Linked DNA regions of Homo sapiens: region 2 is linked to region 1. The links are chromatin loops, found by intact Hi-C in ENCODE. Cell type or tissue: heart left ventricle. All regions are shown on one strand. Links, peaks and the distances in the headings refer to the core of each region. The heading gives the core; the rest is flanking DNA.

Evidence for each region. A loop is a pair of places that touch in the nucleus more often than their neighbours do. Peaks named below come from ENCODE experiments on the same cell type or tissue, not always from the same donor. Only the 100,000 strongest peaks of a DNase experiment are listed, where the experiment ranks them.
Region 2: a loop joins it to region 1, with 2.0 times the contacts of the local background. A loop is called at or near these places in 7 of 110 quality-filtered maps.

Annotation. Positions count from the first base shown.
Region 1 is chr10:71,070,350-71,079,003 of GRCh38, forward strand. No RefSeq gene overlaps it. Among named protein-coding and RNA genes, the nearest start is that of LINC02622, 140 kb to the left of the region's middle. RefSeq lists an enhancer at 7,295-8,245. In heart left ventricle, for the core only: no CTCF peak of the experiment used is centred there; DNase peaks (open chromatin) are centred at 2,589 and 4,932.
Region 2 is chr10:71,183,334-71,191,987 of GRCh38, forward strand. No RefSeq gene overlaps it. Among named protein-coding and RNA genes, the nearest start is that of UNC5B, 25 kb to the right of the region's middle. In heart left ventricle, for the core only: a CTCF peak has its summit at 4,300 (motif pointing right); no DNase peak of the experiment used is centred there; H3K27ac peaks cover 572 bases.

The DNA of each region.
Region 1 (8,654 bases), core at 327-8,326:
CGGGACGGCTGTCCAGGTGGCTCTCCAGGCGGCGCATCCTTCCCGTTATCTCAGCGCCGTGACGCCAGGAACACCCCTCCCTCCGGGCCAGCCCTATGGCCCCCGCCGCTGGAAACCTCGGAGATTGGGGAGCTCATTTAGTCCTAACCTCCATTGTGTCTGGGCCGGAAGGTGAGGCACAGAGAGGGCCAGGGACTTGCCCAAGGTCACAGAGCAGACGTGGCTCTCCTCACACCCCAGCCCATGGCAGGGATGTGCACATCAACACCCCGACCTCAGCCCACCACCCCTGCTCACTGCCAGCCCCGGCAGAACCCTGCTCAGGCACCAGCCACCTATTTCTAGGCAGCACTTTCTGTCCAGGGCCTGGTGTCTGAGCCACAAAGCCTAAAAATAAAAAAGACAGATTGTCCACTTCGGCTGTAAATACTGCCTAAAAAGACCCAGTGGGGAAAAAAAGAGGAGGAATGAAGGGGAAAAAATCCCAGAGCTGAGCATCCATCACAGGCAGACAGGCACTAGAAGGGAGGGTCTGTGGGCATAGCAAAGGGGCTCTCAGGTCTCCTGTCCCCAGCCCTCCCTCTCAGCTTGCTGAGCAAGCAGGCCCTGGCCACTGCCACCAGCCCCTTGGACTAGATGGAGATAGAGCAGGCCACGTGGGGGAGCTGGGCCAGCTTGGCTGCCCCCAGCTGTGTAACCATCACCAAATGGCAGTCTTTGCTTGGGACTCAGTTTTTTTCACCTGTACAATGGGGTTATTCATTTACTCAGCTTATATTGAGTGTCTACTGTGTGCTGGAGAAGCCATTGGAAACAAGAAGGACAAACCCTCTGTTCTCACGGAACGTATGTCTGTGCATGTGAGAGCAGGGTTACGTCCTCAAGCGGCAGGGAAAAGCCCCTCTAGCCTGGGGGACAGGGCAGGCCTGAAGAACCGGGGCAGAAGCCTCTCAGCAAAGGAAGCCCATAGGCAGGAAGGGACCAGGCATGCTCAGGAGACAGTGAGAAGGAAGGCCTCTGTGTCTGGGACCCCGTGCATGAGCTGGGAAAGAGGGGCTGTTTGTAGAAGCAGCTGGGTCAGATCCAGGAGAGCCACGTAGGCTCCAGGGAGGAGTTGGCCTGTTATTCTAGGTGCCATGGGAAGTCACTGGAGGGTGCTAAGGATGGGAGTGACGTGCCCTGACTCAGGTGTATTGAGGGGGGTTATTCCTACAGTCATGAGGAGAAATGGCAGCGGCCTGGACGGGGGTGAAGGCAGTGACAATGGAGAGGAGAGGATGGTTTGGAGCTATACCTCAGAAATTGAGCCACAGCCTTCTGATGGATGGGATGTGGTGGAGGTGGGGAGAGAGGAACTGAGGATATCCACCAGGTTTGGGCTAAGCAGTAGGGTGGATGGCAGTGCCCGTTACCAAAAGGCGGAGGCTCTTTCCATTGAGAGGTGATGGGTGCGCTGAAAGTTCTGTTTTGACTAGGATGACTTTCAAGGCTGCATGGGGATGCGTCCGTGTGAATACACTGGGCAGGTATTATAGCAATGAATGTGGAGTTAAGTGTCGTGGCTTGAGCTGCAAACCAAGTTTGGAAGCCATCACGGAGGGGGTGGTCTTTAAAACCATGAAACTGTGTGAGCTGATCTGGGAGGAGAGTGGCTGGGATAGAGGAAAAGGATGAAACTGTGTGAGCTGATCCAGGAGGAGTGTGGCTGGGATAGAGGAGAAGGACTCGGACTGGGGCCTGGTGCTTCCCAACACTGAGAGGCTGGGCAGGGGAAAATCCACAAGGATCACCCAGGAGGCAGTGAGGCAGGAGGAGGACCAGAGCAAGAAGCCAAGGAAGACTGCCCAGAAGGAGGGAGTGGTCAACTGAGCAGGACATTGCTGGACATCAGAGATCATGAGGACAGCAGCGGGAGCATTGGGTGGGGCAACCTCCAGTGACTGGAGATCTCGACAAGAACCCACATTCACTGCAGTGAGGGAGGAGAAGGAGGAGCGGGGATTAGGAGCCAGAGATTCCAGAGATGACTGCAGGCGACGTGCTGCTGTCCAGACAGTGGAAGGGGAACCCAGGGCCAGTGGAGAGCTATTGTTAGGAGGAGGAGCAGAGCACCTGCAAAGGCCAAAGAGAATGAGCCAAGGGCAAGAAAGAGACTTGTGGAGCCGGAGAGAGGGCAGCACTGGAGGTGGAGGCTGGGAGGATCAGGGGAGTCACGGAAGGCGGTGAATGGGACGCTGAAGCCGGGAGGGGTGGAGATGAGCATCTTTCTTGGGCTGTCAAGGAGTCCAGGGGTGAAGGTGCTGAACATATTGGGTCCCAGGGACAGCAGGGCCTGAAGGAGGGGATAGACTGTGGCCGCTCCTGCCACACTCAGGATCCAGGCTGCTCTGCTGGGACTCTGGGCCCAGGAGGCCACTAGGATAGTCCTGGGTAGATAGCTGGTTCTCTGGGAGCTGAGGAAGGGGTGGGAGCCAACAGGAATGACAGAGTCTAGGTCAGGGAGGGCAGAGGCAGGACGCCTGGGGCCAGGTGTGCCAGAGTGCCTGGAGCAAAGCCGGACAGCGCCACTTCCTACTGGCGGACCTGTGGGAAGACCACCGAACTCTTCTGAGGCAGCCCTTCAGCCTCACCCAGCTTTACTCTCCATTGCTGGGGCACTGACTCCTGCAGGCTGTGTCTCCCAGGCCCTGGCTCAGCTGCCTTCCAACCATGAGAGGCACAGGGGGAGGCTGAGGGCTGGAGAAAGGGAAGCCCAGGGCTTCTCCCCTCCCTCTCTGCCTTGGGCAGTAGGCCCCACAGCAGCTGTCTTCTCTGTGACTCCAGCTCCACAAAACAAACCCATGAGACTCCAACTCTCCTTGCATCCCTCCGGTATAGGGTGGCGGTGGCCTCGTGCCATCGCTGATCTGTTTTAAAGGCTGCATGGGGATACGTCCATGCGAATTTGCCTCTCAGCTCCTCCATCACCTGTGAAATGGATTTCCTGCACATAACTCCCCTGTCTTTTCTGCCTCTTTTCCTAGTTAGAACCAGACTGGAACAACAAATAGTGTGGCTTCCTAGCTTGCTTCTTCACCTGTACCAAGTGGACAGCACCTCCCTCAACGTTGTCCTGAGGAAGAAATTTGGCAATGGATTCAAACATGCAGCGCTGGGCTCAACACACACAGAGTGAGGGCTAATGGATGCTGGAGGAAGACAGGAGTTCAATGTGCACTCATTTCACGCTGATTTCTTCAGGTCCTGGTCTGTGATGCATGCTGGGGACACAGCCAAAATCCATCCCTGGCCCTGGCTTTTGGGTCTCAGCACCTGGAAGAGCAGGCAGCCATGGAGCAGCAACACCAGCTATGATAGACACAGCAGGAGGACCCTTACCTGCAAGCTGCAGTGGGGTGGGGACTTCAGAAGAGGCCACTTGTGAGCTGGCCATGTTGGGGGAGCAGACTTTGCGCTCCTGGAGAGCAGGGACTGTGCATCTGTGCTCACTTCCCAGTGCCGTGGCACAGGGCAGTGACGCCAGGACAGATAATGCCACACGCGGCTGCTCTTTGCAGAGTGCTCCCCGCCAGGCACTGGGCTCAGTGCTCTCCCTGCAGGCCTTCTCTCAGCCACGATCCGAGTCCTGGTAGGTAGGTGCTATTGTCATCCCCACTTCTTATGGATAGGGATTCAGGTGCTCAGGGACTGCATGACAACCAGGGTGTGGGATTAAGAGTCAGCTTAGAAATCCAGGGGCAGAGTCTGCCTTGGGCACAAATGCCTTCAAAGCCAGGTGGGAATGGTGGCTGCCAGGGTCCCACCAGTGTGCCCTGGGCGACTCCAGGGTGCATTCGCATCCTGATCTGTGTCAGTGATGCTCCTTGGCACTGGGCATGCGCAACTTACAGGAAGGGAGGGTGGGAGGGAGGGGTCTCTGCAGGTGGGGTTGGGAGTGCCCCATAGCGGTCAAGGCTGAGCTGCTCCAGTGTGGGAAGGAGGCAGAGCCACACTAACTAGTGCCTGGGGAGATCCAGTCCGTGCCCCTTGGTCTTCGGGGTCAGAAAGCTGGAGTGACAAATGACCAAGCCATCAGAGTGTCCCTTGCAATGGGCTTTTCCCACTGTTGGCCCCTAAGCTGGTTAACAGAGCCACAGCAGAAACTGTGCCTGACCCTGCACTGACAAATTCTGGAAACTCCACAGCCTCGGAAGGTGGTCAAACAACAAAACCACTCCTTCCAGCCCCAGGGCATTCAAGATACTATCTCTGTGGCTTTCTGCTCATGATTTTCATTACAAATAAGCAGTGCTCAGTAAAAGCTTTCAATACCTTATAGCTCCTCTGTGGGCCTCCATTTCCTCATCTGTAAGATAGGCCTATTTAATTCTCCTGTTCTGCCTCCACTCTGGGGCTGCTGACAGCCGCAGATGACAAGAGGTGCCTGGAAACAGGCTGGGAGCTGAAGCGGGGCCCCAGGTGCACTCCATTCTGCTCTCCAGGACTCTGTCTTGTTCCTCTCTATGCCCATCTCCTCTCAGTTCCCCCACAGAACTGCAGTGAGTATCAGCCGCATGCAAGTCACCCAGCTTTTCTCTGCCTCAGTTTCCCATTCCGTGCACTGGAGAGAGGGCCCCATCTCTGTTTCTCCAGATGCAGCCAGAATTCAATAATGGGTACAGAGGATATCAAGCCCCAGAAAGCAAACAAGGGGCGATTAGTAAGGGGCTGGCAGGTTCGCTCTGTATTCATAGCAGGCGTGGCTCCCCCTGGAGTTGTGGGAGGTGGCAGAGCTGGGGCCGGGGTTCTCTCTGAGCTGCCCAGTAGCAGAGATGCTCTTGCTGCAGTCACAGCCCAAATACAGCAAGACTGCACCGCCTCACCCCTCCCCACCTCCCAGAGGGTGCAGCTAAGGACAAGGCAGGCCTGTCTCTGAGCCAGTGCTCCGTCCCCAGGCCCCTGCTGCTCTACTTAGTGATGAATGGGCTGGGCACACGGTGTCAAGCAGGGGATGGCTTTAGAGCCGCCGACATTTATCAGCCCAGGATCTGGCCCTCTTCCAGGAAACCTGGTCCTCTGGGCTGTCCCCACTGTGCCCCCATCCTCAGCAGTGCCAGCCCATACTTGACACACAGTAACCCTTCCCTGGACAGAGCCAAGAGGCTTTTAGAGCTGAAAGCACCCTTAGAAATTATCAAGCCCCAACTTCTACATGTTTAAGAGAAACTGAAGCCCAGAATCCTTGCCACGGAGCCTGCCTGCACTTGCCAACTGGGCTTTGTCCTGTTCTTTCCTGCTGCCTCAGCAAGTCCAGTCCTGGGTCACCTTCCAGGAGGCACAGCTGCTGTTGTTTAGACAAGGGCTCCCAATGCAGCCCACCACATGGATGGGTAAAAATGAAATGTCTCATCAAATCCTCACACAACCCCATGAGCTGGTCCTATTATTAGCCCCATTCTATAGATGAGGAAACCGAGGCTCTGGGAGGTTCAGTAACTCGGCTGAGACCACACAGTGGAGTGACGCATCCAGGAGCCCAGCCCATGTCTGCCGGCCTCTGTGACGGTGGCCCCACATGGCTGAGGCATAGGGGAGCCTGGGCTGGGGGCTGCAGTAGCTGCTGGGTCTTCATCTTCCTCCTAAATAACCATTTTTTAAAAAGACCTGCTCTATGCCAGCCCTGACACCGGACGCTGGGGTGTCAGTGACAAGTAAAATCCAGTCTCAAGTCTCAAGGGGGTTAAATCTCTGGGGCAAGGCCATGTAGGTTTGGTTTTGGATAAGGAACTTGTGGAATTCTGTTCAGATCAACCCACCAGTTGACCTTTAACATATCACTTCATGGGTCCCTGCCCCACCCCCGTCTGCAAAATGGGCCTCGAAGGCTGGAGCTAATGAGCTAATGGCTGGGACCAGGACCTCAGAAACGTGTTAAGTACACTACGTGCAGGGCCCCCATTAAAGCCATAATCTGCCGGCTGAGCGGGCACCACTTTGCAAGTGGACTCTGAGTGACCACAGATGGGCACCCGACGGAGGGCTGTGGCTGCAGGACAGGGGCATCCCTCCCCTTTTAAAGTAGTGCTCACCTTGGGGGCCCCAGCCTCCCTGACATTCTCAGGTAAACCTCCCTCAGGCCCCAGCCCCAGTCCCAGCCAGCAAGAGCGTTGTGTCTCTGCTCAGCCACCATCCTGTAGTTTCGCTAATGCCCTCTAATGGGCCCATTTAGCAGCCCTGTCTCAGCTGTCACTGCAGCAGCTAATTGCTACTCCTCCTCCAGCTACACACAGAGCTCTGCAATCAGCCTGACGATTCCACGCCGCCCAGCTCAAACTAGCTGAGGCGCTGCAGACCTCAGCCAACAAGGAGCTTCTCCAATCCCCCAGGTGCCATGTTCTTGCTGTTGTTTCCTGGGGCCCCTGAAGTGCCTGACCCTGAGCAAGTTCAAGGAGCACACAGGGAGGAGGAGCCAGGGACAGAGTCAGAGTCAGTAGGCACAGAGCTCTTGGCAGCCTGGGATGAGGAGGGGAGTCACAGGGACCCTGAATGGGAATAGAGTTCCAGTCTCGCAACTGTGTCTTGTCTTATAGCAGGAGCTCCCCAAAGCAGACTCTGGGTCAAAGATTCAACTGCAAGTAATTTGCTTAGGAGATGCCCCCAGGAAGTGCTACGAGAGAGGCAGAAGGCAGGCAGGGAGGCAGGAAGCAGGGAGAGCCATGAAAATGTGTGGTAAGGAGGTTACAGCTCAGGTCCTGGCTTGGGCCCCCAGGGAGTGCCCTCTGAGAGCCTATGTGGAAGCAACCTCAGAGCTTTCTCTCTGGAAGGTCGATGAAGCTGTGTTGCTAACCCACCAACTTCCACCCTCATAGGTGAGGGCTGCAGCTTTTCTGGCACTTCTGGCTTGCCCTGGGCTTGCCCTGGCAGAGTGAGAGCCCTGAGTCAGGGAGACTCTGGGAGCCAATTGCATGCTTGGGAACTGCCTGCCCATGACACCCAGGGGAACCCGATGGGCCGGCATGGACAGCTTCTGCCACTGGCTCCCAAAACAGCAGTGCACACATAGGAGGAGGAAGCAGGACGACTTCTGGATTAGAGCCTCTGGGCTTACAGGAACCAACTCTGAGCTGAAGCCACTGGCCAGGCTCTTGAATATGATAAGAGAATCACAGCATGCGGCTCAGCACGTGGCTCAAGGCGGATGTCAGCCCCGCTGGACACCATGCTCCCCTCAGCCCTGCATCTTCTTTCAGGCTGTCCCTTCTGCCCGGACAACGCTCTCCCACTCCCCTCCCCTCCTCACCCCTAGTCCCTTCACCTAATTAACTCCTGGGCATTCCTCGGGGCTCTGTCTTAATGTCACCTCCTCTGAGAGCCCTCCTTGATGCTCCAGATTGGGTCAAGCATATTATGAACCATCACAAGGCCATGCATTCCTCCTGCAGAACCTGAGCTCAACAGAAATAAATCAAAACTTCACTCACCAGGGTATCCTCAGAGTTCATTGCCACATCTGCCTCATCATAATTTTTCTTAAATGAGTGAATGAATGAATAGGTTTCAGGGGGCCTGTTCTGGGTCAGATACAGAAGGAGAATGTGTGTGATCCAGGGTCCACCTGGAGTTGCAGTGGATGGACCAGGAGGTAACCAGTTGGCGATATGCTGGAGGGGACAGGGACTGTTACCCTTCCCAGCTGGCTCTTCCCTGGAGTGTACAGAGGGCTGGGGTGTGCCCACCCCTTTCCCCACAGCTTCTGCACCCTAGGCCTGGCACCGTGGTGTGTGCTGTACCCTCTCCAAAATCCACCACCCTCCAGTGATAACAGACTGCAGTGTCGGGGATTCAAAGACACCTCTGGAAGTTTGTGCTCAGGTGGACACCCCTGCAAGGCCAGGGCCCTTAAAGGGGAGGCAGTGCTTTTGAACAGTGGGTCTAGGGGTGTAGAGTACACTTCCCTGCAGGGCTCTAGCCCTGAAAAGTCAGGGGAGCCAGAGGGCTTTGCTCCCAGCCACAATGTGGGCCTGGGAATCCATGGCTGCCCTGGGCCTCAGTCCCACGCTGCCTTCTCACAGGCCAGTGAGAGGACAGATGGGACCCCCTGCAACCTTCACAAGATGGCATTGAGTCAGAGGGACCTGAGCTTCCACACTATTAGGGGAGGCAAAGACACATGAACTGGCAGCTACTTAGCACCATCCCGGGAGCCAACCTGTATAAGGAAGAAGGCTTCGGTCACCTCCTGGGTCCTGGCTGGGGGTTCCCCAGGGTTTGTTGACCTTGAGTGGCCGAGGCTTCTCAGATTCCCTCTTTCTGCTCACCTCATCTGCTGCATTTCCCTCAGAAGGCCAGGCCGGCCTTTCTCCTCTCCTCACTCTATCTCCTGCCTTCTTCCTTGGCAAGCTCTTCTACTCTTGACCTCACCACCTGCCATGCGGATGGCCTCAAATCTCTTCACCTTCAGACCCCACATATTTGGCGGTAAGGAGACATCTCTACCTGGAGGTCCCTCAGCAACCTCCAACCCCACCTGTCCCCAGGTGACCACATCCTCTCCTTGTCCAAAGTCTGCTAACTTCGTGCACCATCCATCTGGTCACCCAAAGCGGAACCCGAGGACCACTCTTGACTTTCCCACCTGCTCCCCAGCCCAGCGGCACAGTATGCATGTCTCCCCT
Region 2 (8,654 bases), core at 461-8,460, 110 kb after region 1:
AAGAAGATCACTTCCTGTTAAGTCCCAAACCTGGGCAAAGCGTAAGGACAGGTAGGGTCAGCACATCTGTTTTTCATGATCCCAAGCTCAAATGTGAGAAGGAGGTAGCAGGGGTGATGTGAAATAGAAAACAGATGAAACATTGGAAAGAGCCAGATAATGATTTCAGGAGCGGCCCAGCCACAGGTGTGGAGAGGGGAGGCCAGACCCTCAGGGGCCCCTCCCAGATGAGGCCTATCTGGAAAGATGCAATTGCACACGTTTTAAGGGGAATCACCTGAGAACCGGAGTAGGGGGGTGTGGAGTAGAGGGTTATGAGGAGGAGTTTCTTCTTCTGAATTCAAGTCCCAATTTTGCTGTGTGACCTGGACACATACTGATACCTCTCTGGGCCTCATCAGTGCTAATTTACCAGTTCCCCCTAATTAGGTAAGAACTGGACCCTTGCTAGGGTCATGAAGACATTGCTCTGATCAAATTGGTGGTGCAAAGTGGTGAGATGAGCCTAAGATGGGTGATGAGAAATGAAGGAGTAATTTAAATAACAAGTGTCCTTCAAAGTGATTCCTGGCTCCCAGCCCCATCTCAGCCTCAGTCCCTGAGCCTCTGAACTGCCCCACTCCGCCCAGGTTCTCAGCCCAGGGCAGCCCATGCTGCTGGTCCCGTCCTACCCACCCACCTCTAGTTCCTGGCTTGGGACAAGTCCACCTTTTAAGCCCTAGCTTTAGGGACTGGCTTTACCTAGGTGAAATTATTGTCCCCAAGGATGGGCCCACTGGTAACTATGGAGCCAAGGAGTACAGGTAAGGCTGTCAGGCCCCAGACCCACACTCCAGCCTCCCATGCTCCACTTCCCTATGTCCACACCCTCAATTCTGCTGGGGGTCTAGAACCACAGCCTCAACTTGGCTGCTTTTCTTTTTTAAATTTAGTCACAACAACGATCTACAGTAGCATCAGATAGTGCAGGTCATGGTAATGTAGCAACTGCAATGCCCCTGTCCCCTAACCAAGATAGCAGGGAAACAGCGTGGTGATTAAGAAGTGTGTCTCCTATTTTCGTCACACACATGCTCAAGTGCTCAAGAGGAGCCAGGTGCTTCCACGATGGCCTCTGCCTGCACTCGCCCCATAGCCCAGCAAAAGAGGTGCACCTGAGGCTCTGGGCCACTGATCTGGAGTTGTAGAAGGGCAGAGCCAGGATCCCCATGCCGGGCTGTGCTTTTCCCCAGCAGTCCACAGCTTTGCCACCGGCAGGACTGAGCTCCTCTCTGGCCTCAAAGTCCCCCTAGATAATGCGTGTACTTTGTTCTGCTCAGCCTTCATCAGGGTGGTCAGGAGGAGCTCAGGAAGGGTGACCTGAGAACCTCACCAAGTTCCCTGTGGCTTATCCCAGCTCTGCAGACAGCAGCGGGAAAGTTTCACTCCACAGCTCCCTCTCCCCTGCAGCTATGGGAGCAAGTACCACTCCAGATTTGATGAAAGCCACATGCCAGGAAACCTTTAAAACCCACTTTGGTGCCAGGCACAGTGGCTCACACCTGCAGTCCGAGCACTTTGGGAGGCCAAGGACGATGGATCACCTGAGGTCAGGAGTTTGAGACCAGCCTGGCCAACATGGTGAAACCCCATCTCTACTAAAAATACAAAAATTAGCCGGGTGTGGCGGCACATGCCTGTAATCCCAGCTACTTGGGAAGCTGAGGCAGGAGAATCACTTGAACCCGGGAGGCTGAAATTGCAGTGAGCTGGGATTGTGCCACTGCATTCCAGCCTGGACGACAGAGCCAGACTCTGTCTCAAAATAATAATACCCCCTTTGGAGCAGGGGAGTGTAGTGTGGGATTGAGATGTGGAGTTTCATACACTTAAATTTGAGTTATGGCTTCCACATTCGTTGTCTATGTGACCTTGGGCAAGTTGCTTAACCTCTCTGAGCCTTAGTGAGCTGGTTTAGTTTAGTTTAGTTTTTTTTTTTTTTCACTTTTTTGTTTTCTCTCTTATGCAAGGATAATGCTACCTCACAGGGATGTTGTGAGGCTTCAACATGATAGTGAAATAACAAGCTCAACAGGTGGCAGTCCGACCACTGACATTAGTGTTGGCAGCATCAATTTGCCATAGACAAAGTCTAGCCATGGAAAGCTTGGCTTAGACCCTACCCAGATGGCCTCACTACCAAAGACCAAAGAGGCTCTGAACCCAGGTGGTCCACTGATGAGACGCTATTAAAGAGTGACCCCGTGGGCTGTGTCCTACAGACTCTAGTGAAGCCTGTGCTTGTGGCCCTGCCCTTTAGGGGCACCCCTAAGCCTTTCCTTCCACCATCCCAAACTGCCCAGCCTGTGACACCTGCTGAAAGCCAAGCCCCTAGACGTCAGCCTCTGTCTGGAACTAGGAATAATAACAATACATTCCCACACTAGCCCTAAAGCTGGGAAGAGCTCATGAGCCGTCTAGTCCAGCACTCCTATTTTACAGAGGAGGAAACAAGACACAGAAGGAAGCCACACAACTCCCACAGCTGAGGCTTCCTGACTCCCAGCCCAAAGCTCCTTCCATCACTCTCTGCTGCTAGGATTGTTCTTTTCCTGGAAAAGGAGAAAACAACCAGTTTGAAGGCTTAGCCTGGGGCCTGGGGCCTGGGGCCTGAATGGCCCACTGGTAGATTTGCTTTGCCAGTAAATCAATATTTTAAATTTTCAACCCATGTTTAAAAATCAAGAGAGTTTTTCATAAACATCCACACTCTCAGTTCTCCTTGACAGGTAAGTAAATGTGGCAACACTAGACCCATGAACCCACGTGGTATTGTTGTCTGCTGTTATCCAATAGTACCTATTTTATATAGGAGCTACATCTCCACTTCTCCACAGTCCCCACCGCTCCCTACAGCCTCACAGTTACCTGCCTGTCTCCTACAGCAAGTCCACTGAGAGCAGAGTCTGCGTTTCTGTGTCCCCACTCTGCTTCTATCCAGCCCCCAAAATGTCTGGCCCAGGTGCTGCCCAGATGGTGAAAATCACCATGCCTAGCCATCAGTCCTGACAGTGGGGGCTTGCAAAGTGCTGCCACAGCTTTCCAAGCCAGCATGAAGTCGGGGGAGGGAGGTTAGCTGTCCCGTTACAGATGAGGAAACTGTTAGCAAGTGAGGTGGTGGGATTAGAACTAAGTAAACTGGCAGCTACCCACTGGGTGGGCTTTGGGGCACCCCCTGCCTTCTAGTTTGACTATTAGAACAAAGAGGCAGGAAAAAAATGGGCCCTTCTTGGGGGACCATGCGACCTGGCCTCTCCCCACGGCTTGGAGGAGGCAGTTCTGTGAGATGGGACACAGCTGGCCACCCCACCTGACACTCTCCCCCTGGGCCAGCCTCGCTCTTCTCCTGAGCCACTGGGGGTCCTTCTGGGGAAGGAACGGTGAGCAGGCTTGGAGCCAGGACCCAGCCCTGCATACATTAGGAGTAACATGATTGTGCAGAGAGCTTGATTATTGTCTGTGCATTATTGATAGTGTACCCTGCAGGCAATAAATTATCGACAGGACAGAGAGAGTGGCAAGGCTCTGGCCTGGGCGGAGGTGGGCTGGGGCCAGATCCTGCACTGTGCCTGTGAGGGTAGCTATGGTGGGCTTGGGCAGGTGGGCCTGAGGTGCGGGGAGGAGTCTGCATGTGCTCACCCCTGGGAAGGAGGGTATATGAGAGTGTTTCTCTCTTGCTGCTCGCTCTTTCCTCGACTTGCCCTTTCCTGGGTGCCAACATCTCTTCCCCACTCTTCTCCTCTCCCTCTCTGGCTCATCTTCCTTCTTTCTCCTTCTCCGCTTCCTTCCTGACCTGGAAGACTTCTGGTGGGTGGGCTGACATCCAAAGAAGCCTCAAGGACAACCCCGAGTGCCCGGACATCCAGGCACTGGGGGTACCTTTCTCCAAGAGAGGAGAAAGCTCAAGGGCAAACATTTTGGGCGGATAATGGGTGGCGCCAAGAATCCTGTTATAGCTAGGCTGTTTGAGAACACTGGCCAGGTGCAGTGGCTCACGCCTGTAATCCCAACACTTAGGGAGGCCGAGGCGGACGGATCACTTGAGGTCAGGATTTTGAGACCAGCCTGGCTAACCTGGTGAAACCCCGTCTCTAGTAAAAATTAGCCGGGGATGGTGGCAGGTGTTTGTAATCTCAGCTACTCTGGAGGTTGAGGCAGTGAAATCCTTGAACCTGGGAGGTGGAGTTTGCAGTGAACCGAGATTGCACCACTGTACTCCAGCCTGGGTGACAGAGTGACTCTGTATCAAACAAAACAAAAAAAGTTTGAGAAAACTGCCAGCCATCAGGTGGAGGTAGAGAGGGAGTTCATTATCATAATCATGGCTAACACACTTGAGCCAAGAACTTCAGACATTTCACTTACAGCACAGCAATGCCAGGAGAGAGATGCTATTACTATTTTCAGAAGTACAGGAGGTTAAGGCACTCGTCCAAGGTCACACAGCTAGTTAGTGGCAAAACTGGGATTCGAGCCAGTATTCAGGCCCTGAGCCTGTGTTCTTAACCATCACATTGGATATATGAGTGGCTGGCCCTGAATGGGGAGATTACGAGGGGATTTTATTTGCTTTTTGTGCTTATCTCTATTTTCCAAATTTTCTGCAATGAATATGCATTGCTTTTGTAATCAGAAAAAACACACATAACAAATTATATTTTTAATAGCATTTCTCCTCCTCCCAAGTCCCTAGATGCTTCTAACCTATCCCCTCTCCAATTCCTTGGCAACCCCAGGGCCATCCTCCCAGCAGAGGGGAGGAGGAGAAAGAAGGCCGCTGACCCGATATTTACTCCCTTCCTATGGAGTGGGGGGAGTGGGAGGGATGTCATCATGGTGCGGTCTGCTCTCTTCACCTAGACCAAGTCCAGAGTGGTAGCTGTGGGCATTGACTGTGGGACTCCCCACTGGCCTCTCTGCCAGGCCTGGCAGCTTCTCCTTTGGTTCCTCAGGGACTGGGGGTCAGTCCAAGCCACCCCACAAGCTCAGCTCTATCTGCCTACAGCAGCTGGGCTGGTAGTTGGGCCAGGGCCAGGCTGGTACCACAGAAGGGACTGTCATAAGCCATTCCTAGCACTCCCTCTGCCTCCTGGAAGGCCTCCCTCTCTTGGTACCAGGTTTCCCTGGATTAGTTCATCTTCCCAGACTGGGACCACACAAGGATGCTGCTTTATTTCATCCTCATGCTCCAGGTAAGAGATTTCCTATGCCTGCCCACTCCTGGTTCTCTCCTGGAAAGATTAGGGTGAGGAGGGTAGGAGGGTGCCAGCACCGATGACAGGGGATAGAGTCTCAAGGGGAAAGCTGGGGTCTACCACCACTCTGCACACTGCCTGCCACCTCCCCAGCAGTGGGCAGAAGGCATTTCCTCCTCCACATTCTCATTATTCAGGCCTCCAGCCCCCGGGGATTTACAACAAAGCTGGTGGCAGGGGCACCAAGTGTGGCCAAGAGATGGCATTTCTCCTAAAGCCCCCTGGCCTAGATGGCCTTGAGGCATTGTTTATGTTCATACCCACACTCCACGCCTAAAAACAACTCAAACACCCATTGGTGGATGACTGGCTGAGCAAATTATGGTGCCTCCAATTCTATAAACTACCACGTAGGCATTGAAAAGAGGACGTAGATTTTTGCATATTGACTTAGAATAGCATCAATGTTATAGTAAGTAGAAAAGCAAGTTGTACACCAACATAAAGCAAATACTTCAACCTGAGAAAGCTGGTTGCAAAAAAAAAAAAATCTGTATACCTATTTATTTATTTATTGAAAAACAGTCTCGCTCTGTCACCCAGGCTCAAGTGCAATGGTGGGATCTTGGCTCACTGCAAACTCTGCCTCCCAGGTTCAACTGATTCTCCTGCCTCAGCCTCCCAAGTAGCTGGGACTACAAGTGCCTGCCACCAAACCTGGATAATTTTTGTATTTTTAGTAGAGACGTGGTTTCACCATGTTGGCCAGGCTGGTCTTGAACTCCTGACCTCAGGTGATCTGCCTGCCATGGTCTCCCAAAATATTGGGGTTACAGGCGTGAGCCACTGCGCCTGGCCCCATATACCTATTTTTATTTTTAAAAATAGATATTTTCATTATGTTGATAGAAATTGACCTGTCGCTATAATCTTAGGACATGATTGAGAAACCTTCCCCCGAACTGTTAACAGAGGCTAAGAATTTGGTTATCTGTGGTGACTGGGTAAGAGCTGGCCAGGAGGACATTAACTCATCTTGTTTTACATAATCCCAAAAGGAGGTGATGAGATTATGGGTTATTTATTTTCCTACCCATAATAAGTAAAACTTCAAAAAAAACTAAACATGAGACAGGCACAGTGACTCACCCCTGGAATGTTAGCACTCTGGGAGTCTGAGGAGGGCAGATCACTTGAGTCCAGGAGTTCGAGACCAGCCTGGGCAACATGGCAAAACCCTGTCTCTACCAAAAATACAAAAATTAGCTGGGTGTGGTGGCATACGTCTGTAGTACCAGCTACTCGGGATGACAAGGTGGGAGAATTGCTTGAGCCCGGGAGGCAGAGGTTGCAGTGAGCTAAGACTGCGCCACTGAACTCCAGAGCAAGACTCTGTCTCAAAAAAAAAAAGAAAAGAAAAGAAAAGAAAAGAAAAAGAAAAAAAAAAGAACTAAACATGGTGGGCACCTCCATGCTTCCAGACTTTCACAGCAGCTGCACATCAGATGTGGAACACTCCTGTGGCCCTTCCTGCCCTGGGATGGTGTCCTTCTCCAAGCAGTATCAGGCACACCCCTGGCAACCGCTGGCCGGTGGTCACCACGGACCAGTGCCCAGGGCTTCTTTGCAGAACCGTCCCTGTCTTTGGGAAGACTTGATCATTCATTCAACAATTATATCAGGGCCAGTTATGGTGGCTCATGCCTGTAATCCCAGCACTTTGGGAGGCCGAGGCAGGTGGATGACCTGAGGCCAAAAGTTCGAGACCAGCCTGGCCAACATGGCGAAACCCTATCCCTACTAAAATTACAAAAATTAGCAGGGTATGGTGGCGCATGCCTGTAATCCCAGCTACTCGGGAGGCTGCAGCACAAGAATCGCTTCAACCTGGGAGGCGGAGGTTGCAGCGAGCTCAGATAGTGCCACTGCACCCCAGCCTGGGCAACAGAGAGAGACTGTCCCAAAAACAACAACAGCAACAAACAATTATGTCAGATACCTTTAAATGCTCACCTCCCTTTCTGGATCCTTCTATCACATTTCCACTCTGTGCCCTAAAGGACCCACACTGAAGAGAGGGCCCTCTGACCTACTCTTCGTCCGTGCCTTCTTCGACAGCTCGAGCCCCTGGTGTGTGCCAGGCACTATGCTGGGTGTCTCCATTTCCTCATCTTGACACGGGTATGTACCTCTTTTCTGAGAGGAAGGAATGGGACAGACATAGGACTCTATCTGGGATGGGATAGGCCTGTCCAATTTGGAAATGCACATGTAACATATCTATTGTTTTTGCAATGCAAACTGCAGAAAGATATGTTTGAGGAGATATTGGCTGGCAGGAGCCACAGAAGATGGAGAGTGTGTTTTCTCAAAGGAGGTGGAAACATCATTCCATTCAATGATTGAGCTCATAGGACAGAATGGGGCAAAAAGTCTCCCAAGGGAAAGAAACCAAGGGACAGAGAGAACTGGCCCTTCTTTTGTGGGGAATTGGCAGGAGAGGAGCAGGTGGTGATATGGGGTCTTTATGAGGCTAGGGTGCCACACAGCCCTGCTGGATGGAACTCAGCATCTAGAACATGCCCCAGGGCATGGCTGAGCAAGTGCTCCAGGGGTTAACAGAGGCGGCCCAGGGGTGCGTTAAATTTGGCAAGCTCACCCTGCTGTCCTCTCAAAGGTCACCATCTTTAAAGAATTAGGAGATCTCTTTGGGCAGATGGGAAAACAGGCTCAGAGTGCTTGGGAGGCTCAGGGTTTGAGTCGAGGCAGGGTCTCTCCTGGAGCAGTTACCGTTCCTGCTCTGGACAAGCCCTGGTGCACTTGACCCATCCTCCTGTGACTCCCTGGCAGCTCCTTTTCTGCTCCTGAGTTCAGCTCTCTGAAGAGGGAGAACAAGGCTGTGGGCCTGCCCCCCTCCCATGGCAAAGCCTGAAAAGCCCCAGAGAAGGGGGTCAGGAAGGGCAATGGCATCAGTGCTCGGAGCGTCATGACCGTATCTGCCTCCCTGAATGCCTTGGCATAGCGCCAGGAGGGTGAGGGGCAGGGGGGCATGGGAAGAGATCTGGGAAAGGGAAGGGAGGGTCTTGCCCCTGCTCTGCTGCCAACTTCCCATGCGGCGACAGGCTGTCCTCACAGGCTGTAGGGTCAGGAAGTGACAGAGGCACAGTGAGAGGCAGGGACTGTCAGGGTGGGGATGCCCGGCTACTCCAATCCCCTCCTGTATGGATGAAAAGTCGGCTCAGAGATGGGAGTGGGGGTGGGAGCCCCTTCTGTGGTCATTTAACAGAAGGATTCCTGCAAGAGGTGGGGTCTGAGAAGGGGCGGAGCCTAGAGGTGCGGATGAGGACAAGGCATCCTGGGGAATGGTCTGTGAAGAGACAGGAAGGCGGTGACGAGGGAGCTCCAGAGAGGCAGGAGGAG